Regions from separate parts of the Homo sapiens genome. Here regions 1 and 2 are each linked to region 3. The links are chromatin loops, found by intact Hi-C in ENCODE. Cell type or tissue: mammary epithelial cell. All regions are shown on one strand. Region 1 overlaps OSBP2 (oxysterol binding protein 2). Region 2 overlaps OSBP2 (oxysterol binding protein 2). Region 3 overlaps OSBP2 (oxysterol binding protein 2).

Evidence for each region. Hi-C counts contacts between places; a loop is a spot of excess contacts. Peaks named below come from ENCODE experiments on the same cell type or tissue, not always from the same donor. Only the 100,000 strongest peaks of a DNase experiment are listed, where the experiment ranks them.
Region 1: a loop joins it to region 3, with 9 times the contacts of the local background. A loop is called at or near these places in 2 of 110 quality-filtered maps.
Region 2: it touches region 3 in a loop (11-fold over the local background); 29 of 110 quality-filtered maps call a loop at or near these places.

What each region holds. Positions count from the first base shown.
Region 1 is chr22:30,829,208-30,831,707 of GRCh38, forward strand. The region is part of intron 2 of OSBP2 (oxysterol binding protein 2); the gene reads left to right. Among named protein-coding and RNA genes, the nearest start is that of MORC2-AS1, 92 kb to the right of the region's middle. RefSeq lists enhancers at 549-1,748, 684-1,184, 1,185-1,685. In mammary epithelial cell, a CTCF peak has its summit at 1,241; DNase peaks (open chromatin) are centred at 1,034 and 1,904; H3K27ac peaks cover 2,328 bases.
Region 2 is chr22:30,889,625-30,892,124 of GRCh38, forward strand. OSBP2 (oxysterol binding protein 2) reads left to right here. Exons shown (of 14, transcript NM_030758.4): 7 at 1-12; 8 at 1,104-1,349. LOC107985544 (a long non-coding RNA gene) reads right to left here. Exons shown (of 3, transcript NR_146603.1): 3 at 1-566. Among named protein-coding and RNA genes, the nearest start is that of MORC2-AS1, 31 kb to the right of the region's middle. In mammary epithelial cell, a CTCF peak has its summit at 1,173 (motif pointing left); no DNase peak of the experiment used is centred here.
Region 3 is chr22:30,762,673-30,765,172 of GRCh38, forward strand. The region is part of intron 2 of OSBP2 (oxysterol binding protein 2); the gene reads left to right. Among named protein-coding and RNA genes, the nearest start is that of MIR3200, 32 kb to the left of the region's middle. RefSeq lists a silencer at 1,258-1,307. In mammary epithelial cell, a CTCF peak has its summit at 1,262 (motif pointing right); a DNase peak (open chromatin) is centred at 1,329; H3K27ac peaks cover 244 bases.

The DNA.
Region 1 (2,500 bases), 67 kb after region 3:
GGCTGCTGTGGGCTCACTTGGCACCTCGCGTGGATTAGAAAAGGATGCCTCTTCCTCAAGACCCTTTACCCCTACTTATTTTTTGTTTAGTTATTTTTTTGAGACGGAGTCTTGCTCTGGAGTCTTCCAGGCTGCAGTGCCGTGGTGCAATCTCGGCTCACTGCAACCTCTGCCTCCCGGGTTCAAGCTGTTCTCCTGCATCAGCCTCCCGAGTAGCTGGGATTACAGATGCCTGCCACCACGCCTGGCTAATTTTTGTATTTTTAGTAGAGATGGGGTTTCCCCATGTTGGCCAGACTGGTCTTGAACTCCTGAACTCAAATGGTCTGCCTGCCAAAGTGCTGGGATTACAGGCGTGAACCAAATCCTCCCAAAGTGCTGGGATTGCAGGCGTGAGCCACCACGCCGGGCCCTTACCTCTACTTATTTGTAAACTGTTGTAATAGTTTAAAATTGTTCTGATTTGTCAGAACGAGACTCTTCCATTTGCTGGATTTGCATTGTAATAAAAATAAATCTATAGTGTCTGTTGTGAATGGCACTTCCTAGGGCTGTGCAATGTACAACCTGCTCAACCATATGCAACAGCCCTGTTAATAAAAACAATTATTAGTAATAATATTTGACTGGTCCTGAAGGTAGCACAATGACCTCTGTTGCCTCTGGGCAAAGAGAGGGCTGCTTAGGTGCCAGGCTAAGACAGGTGACCCGACGGGGGCCAAAGTGGGAGCAGGGCTTGGGAGACTTCAGTGAAAAGATCTCAAGGTGGCTAGTGAAATGGAGAGAGGGGCCTGAGTCTGGATGCATGGGGTTGAGCTGGAGCTGGGACTGAGGGGTTTGCTGGATGTACATCTTCTTCTGACCTCATCAGGGAGTGTCCTGTAGGGCCCGGCCCTGCCCACTGCAGATTCATTCTCCTGGCATCTGGTTTTCCTATAAAGTGCCAGTCAGCTCAAACCAGCAGCAGCATCTGATCAAATAGATGAGCAATATGAATAAAAATGAAGTTATGGGCTTTGGGCTGCCAAAGATAAATTTCCTTTTATGTCCTGTTTCCCTGTGACGTGTGTGTTGAGTAATGATTCCTGACGCATATCTTCAGAAATAGTAGTTGCTCACACTGGGTGGTGTGTCAAGGCGGAAGGAGGCCACAGACTTGGGGAATGGAACCCCACCTGGACAGCGCCCTGGGGCTGCCTGCCGCATCCTGACCTGGCATGGCCATCAGCCTTTCGGCCATAGGTGGGGCTGGTTAGAGGACAAGTGTCTTTCCTGGTCAGGCCCACTGGGTGCATCCCTCCACCGCGGATATTTTTACATTAGAAGCAGCATAGTTTGTACGGGACAGGGCCCCTGGAATGTGACTCTTAGTTCATTAACCATTTGGTAACTGCTCATCTGCCTGGCAAAATCCCTTCCCCAAATCCCACTCCTCACCTGTCCCCCAGCACACATGCTTTGTTTTTGGCCAGACTTTCTGAGATTCAGCAGGACCAATCTTCTGTGCCCTAGGCATTCATTATTTTTAAGGGTTATTTACTGTTTAGACAACAATTCCAGATGTTCAAGAGCATGGCGTTTCCATAGCGCCATTATCCCTTTGCCACTGTTTTTAGGTCTCTATTTTTGGTCAATGTTTTTCCTTTATACAAACATCCTTTTAATATCATTGAGATCCAAAAAAAAAAAATGTCATTTTCACATGGCTGTACATCATAAACACTTTCCCACGTTATCGCAGGCTTTGTGTTTATTCGTTGGAAGGCTGTGGAATGCCTTTTCCTTCTGTTAGACATTTAGGTTCTTCCCAGATCACTGTAGCCAACTGCTGCCTGAGCATCTTTGGCATGTAAAGTTTTTCCTTTGTGTTTCTTTCCGGGACACATTGCCAAGAATGCAATCGCTGAGTCAAAGGGTGTGAATGCTTCCCTCTAGCAGCCCCATCACCCTTGGCAAGAACGTTCTGGTTCATGATGCTTGGGGCGGGTGTGGACAACACCTTGCTGTAAGCTTCCCTACATTAGACTTCCATCATTCTGAGAGATTATTCTTTGGCCAGTATAATGTGCCTTGTTTTCACTTGCAATTGACTAACCAAAAAGCATGAAGTGTCCTTACTAGTTCAGTTATTATTTGTTGTTGCTCTTTGATGGCTCGTCAGCTGCACTGTCTCCTGCCATTGTGTGGAAAACCAACGGAAGGCATTCTAAACGAAGTTGGTTTATGTTGTACGTGGCTGGAACCCAAGCCAGACAGGACTTCTTGGGACCCTGGCACCGATCCACTGTCCTTGGTGGTTGGGGTTCAGAGAAGTGGTCCCTGGAACTGTCATCCCCTAGCAAAACCTGCTTCTTGACTTGTGGGGCAAATGCAAAATGAAAATATAGGGCCCCTTGCAAAAATTATTAAGAATTTCAAGACAGCTGAGAATTAAATCAAGGGTAGGGCCCTTCTGAATTGGGGGTGATGCTGGCACTGCCCCTGTTCTCTGGAGTTATCT
Region 2 (2,500 bases), 130 kb after region 3:
ATCCCCATGCCGGTGGGTGGCTCGGGCAGGGCAGCCCCGACAGGTCCTCTGGGGCTGCTTTCCTGTGCGTGGATGAGCAGTAATGGCCTGTGTGAAGTACACACAGCCTTGGAGTGTCATTTTCTTAACGGCACCTGAGGAGCATGTAACTAATTATCTAATCGTGCACATAGGCATTGCCCAATCTTCCAAAGTACAGGGATCTTTGGGCTCTGACAGGAGGAGCCAGGGAGAAGCTCTGCATGGATCAGCAACCTGGGGAGCCCCAGAGCACCTCTGGATCTCACAGGACCTTACCATGTCCCAGCTGTCCCGATCTGTAGATGGGGAGTGGCAGGATGGGGCTGTGTGTGGAGGGGTGGGCCCTCCTTCAGCTGGCAGCCATCCCTGGTGCCATCCCCAGGAAATGCAGGCTCAGAGCTTGGATCCTCATGCCACCTGGCTACAGTGGCATCTCCACTAGGCCAGACGGTTCTGCTGTGTGACCCAGAACAAGTTCCTTCACATCTCCAGCCTCTGTGTCCACATGTGTAGGGTGGGGAGAAACACAGCGTCCTCTTCAGTGTCTGGGAGGATGGAGCAAGATAACACGAGGAAGCTGAGACTCGTACCCGATGGCATCATGGTGGGGAGAGTGACCCTGCCCTATGTGACACCGAGATAGGGGCCTTGGGCCTAACCCATCCTGTGCCGGGCCCCATCACAGCTCGCAACATGGGGAAGACCCACTTCCTCCACCCACAGACTCATGTGCCCATTCAGTCACTGCTTCCTAAGATTCTGCACTCAAGATACAGCAGTGGGCCAGGCAGAACCCCTGGCCTTGGTGGGTGTCCATCCGAGCAGAGGAGAGCAACAGTGAACATGATAAAAGTGTGTAGGATGCAGCAGACCAGAAAGTGGGAAGGGCTGTGGAGAAAACAGCCAGGAGGGGCCAGGGAGGTGATGGCTTGGGGGCCACACTGTTGGACAGGGCCATCTGAGGAGCCTCACTGTGAAGGTGCTGTCTGAGCAGGGATGTCCCTGAACATCCGAGAAAAGCAAGGGCACCATGCCAAGCCGGGGCTGGTGCCCAGCCTGACCACCCACCTGTCCACCCACAGGTGAACTTCAATGAGCCCCTGTCCATGCTCCAGCGGCTGACAGAGGACCTGGAGTACCACCACCTGCTGGACAAGGCAGTGCACTGCACCAGCTCAGTGGAGCAGATGTGCCTGGTGGCCGCCTTCTCTGTGTCCTCCTACTCCACCACAGTGCACCGCATCGCCAAGCCCTTCAACCCCATGCTGGGGGAGACCTTCGAGCTGGACCGCCTCGACGACATGGGCCTGCGCTCCCTCTGTGAGCAGGTGAGGGGGCTAGGCTGGCACTGGGTGGCGCCCACCCACACTCTGGCCAAGCTGTTCCTGCCAGGCCCAAGGTGACAAATGGGAGGCAGCGTCTGTCTGACCCTGACTGCCCATACCCAAGGGGCCATCAAGCTGAGGTCCAGCCAGGGAGCAGGGCCTTCCATGGCAGGGGCAGGCACACGGCCTCCTGGAGATGGCGAGGGGCATGAGAACTCAGCTTGGTGAGGACAAGGTCAGGCCTGGTTGCAGGGAGCGGGAGGATAAGCTCCAGTCCAGGGTGTTGTGGAGCAGAGGTGGAGGGGCATCTGTGGGCACTGCTGGGGAGGAGCATGGGGTCACTACCGAGCTGAAGGCGGCTGGCAGGAGGAGCCTGGGTGCGGTGGGATGGACTCTGCCCCAGCCAGTGACAGCAGCCTGTCCCCACCACCCCTTCCCCACAGAGATATGCCAAGACCCAGGCCCAGGAGCCTCAGCAGTGGCAGCCCCATGCTGAACCTGGGCGTCCTGGTTGGAAACGAGGTGATTCTGTTGGTGCTGGCGTTGCCCTGGCTCCTGGCATGAGTGTGGGATGCTGGCCATTCACAGACCCTGCTGCTAGTTGAAGAGGCTGCAGCTGCTGCAAGGCCCCGTTAGGAGGTGGCTGCAGTGACACACGCAGGGGTGTGGTGGCCAGACCTGGGGGAAGGGGGAGGCCAGAACACAGGCAGCTTTTGAAGGATGAGCCAGCTGGTTTGCCGACGCTTTGGATACGGGGGTGGGGGGCAGTCAGGGTGATCTTGGGTCCTTGGCCTGAACCCTGGAGTGAATGTATTTCTCCACTTAGCAGACATTAGGTGCCCTCGACATGCCAGGTGCTGCTCAGACATGGAGGTTTCAGCTGGGAAGTGAACAGACACGGCTCTGGTTCTCATGGGGCTGGGAAAGCAAGGCAGATACTGTGGCTGCTTCCAGCTCTTTTAGAAAGGGGGTGGTCAGGGAGCAGCTTTGCTGATGCAGAAAGAGTGAGGGGAGGAAAGGAAAGGAGGGTGAAGAAGCAGCAGCTGGAGGGCGGTGCACCCCGGGTGGGGCCTGCCTCCTGACCTGCCAGAGGAACCCTCCACTGCGATGGAGGGAGTGGCCCACAGGGAAGCCTGGGGAGATGGAGGTGGGAG
Region 3 (2,500 bases):
TTGGCAAGGTCTGTTCCCTAGTATCCAGCCCCTTCCCACACCCTATTTTCCTCAAGTCTGTTTACCCTCCAGGGAGAGGCCATTCAGGAAAGCCTTCTCTGAGCCAGCCTCCTGCCTGGGCCAGATGTTTGCTCCCAGGTGTTTGCTCCTTGGCTCAGCCCCTCGAGCATGGTAGCGTAGCAGTTAGTCTGAGCATGGGCTTCCTAGAGCCTCAGAGTCCCCGCTTGTCAGTCCCCTAGAAGCTTCAATTCTGTGCTTCCCAGGGTCCCTTCAATCAAAGATTTCTAAGTCAGTGGAAGCAGAGATGCTGGAGCCAGCCTGCCTGGGTTCAAATCGTGGCTCCCACACTTACCCACTGTGTGACCTTGGACAAGTTGCTTGCCGTCTTTTGCATCATTTCTCTCCTTTGTAAAATGGGTTTCATGATAGAACCAACTCTTAGAGGTGCTGTGAGGATTAGTTTAGATAATGTGTGAAGAGATCTTGGCACACGGCTTGGCAAACACTCGACTAAAGTAAGCTGCAGTTATTGATAGTCACTTTCGCAGCTTTAAAATAATACAGGTTCCCAAGAAGTCCCCTGCCCTGCTAAAACAGAATGAGAATGACTTTTGGGTGCAGAGGGTATTTGTATTTTTTTTCAAAAGCTCCTTGAGTGGGATTGGCAGATTCAAAATATACAAACACAGGTTGGCCGGGTGCAGTGGCTTACGCCTGTAATCCCAACACTTTGGGAGGCTGAAGTGGACAGATCACTTGAGGTCAGAAGTTCAAGACCAGCCTGGCCAACATGGTGAAACCTGTTTCTACTGAAAATACAAAAATTATCCAGGTGTGGTGGTGCATGCCTCTAATCCCAGCTACTTGGGAGGCTGAGGCAGGAGAATTGCTTGAACCCAGGAGGTGGAGGTTGCAGTGAGCCGAGATTGAGCCACTGCTCTCCAGCCTGGGCAACAGAGTGACAGAAAAAAAAAAAAAAACCCACAGGTCACCCAGTTTAATTTGAGCTTCAAATACAAAACGAATAATATTTTAGTATAAGGATGTCTCATGCAATATTTGGGCAGTCTATATACTAAAATTTATTTATTGTGTGTCTGAAATTCAAATGTAACTGGGCATCCTGCATTTTATCTACGAGCATTTAACCCTATCCTGGGGGACCTTGACCCCCAGCCCACTTGGGGTCTCTGCTCCCAACTCCCTGGTCCAAAGGCAAACCTCCAAGTCAGAAAAGAGATAGTATCCTTTTACTTGACACAGGGGGGCGCTAGAAGATGGCTTGTTCGCTTTCTTTTCTGTAACTCAGTGTCTAGGGAAGCACCAGCAGGTTGGCTGGCTTGCAACAAATCTCTCCGTACCTGTGAGTCATTTTCTGATGTTCAGGTTTGTAAGAAACCGATACAGAGCTGGCCACCTCCCTCTTGGGCCTTCACTTCTGGGGGGCTAGCCTAGCGCCTCAGGGGCTCCCCGGTTCTCGCCTCCCCTAGGCTCGCCTACCCTCCATTGATGTCATAACTCTATTCTGATATCACAGCCCAGCACTTGGAATTATCCCAGGCAGCCCAGGCTCTGCCCTTAGAGCAACTAGAGCAGGCAGTAGAGTGGGGTGGGCGGGGATGAGGAGGGGGTTGGGTGGCTGGTGGCCCTAGAGGCTGGCCCTAAAGAATACCTGGACAGCCTGCCACCCTATTGCTCCAAAATGAAAATCCTCTAACAGGTAGGACTTGGAAGAATTTCCTCCTGTTCCTGTTGGGTGTGATCCCACTGAGGTGGAAATAAATTCCCAGGGAGTGTGGCGTTGTTCTGGCTCTGTAAACAGCTCTCGGGAACCCTGCTGCCTGTGTGCCTGGGGATGCAAGTGGGCTTGGTCCACTTAACAGTCCTCTCTTCCCGTTTGAAGGAATGACTTCACAAAGCACAGTGTTTCTTACTTGTTGGGGGAGACATTCCTTAGGGCTTGGAGAATGCCTGCAGATACTGATCCAGGTTCTTCTGTGGCCACTGCCTCTGTCCTCACTCCCTAAGAAGATGGATGGGAACAGGGTTATGCTCTCCTTAGAACAAAGGGAAAATATAGGTGCATTCAAGCTATTGACCCTCAGACCCCTCAGTCCTGAGGAGGAGAGAAGCCCCATCCTCCCAGCTGGCCAGACAGTATAAAGAACTCTCTTATGAACTCACTTGAGTGAAAATTTGACTGGTATGGATTAAACAACACAAGAAAAGAAAACTGAATAACTTCTCTCTTACTTTGAGGGACATGAAGTCTTCCTGGGGGAGCATGTTAAAACTGCAGATTCCTAGGGCAGGACCACTGAGATTCAGATCCGATGGTCATATGGCACCTAGGGACCCCCATTTTAATTTTTATTTGTTTTAATTTAATTTAAATTTTTTTTATAGAGACAGGGCCTCACCGTGTTGCCCATGCTGGTCTCAAACTGCTGGGCTCAGGCAATTTTCCTGCCTCGGCCTCCCAAAGTGCTGGATTACAGGT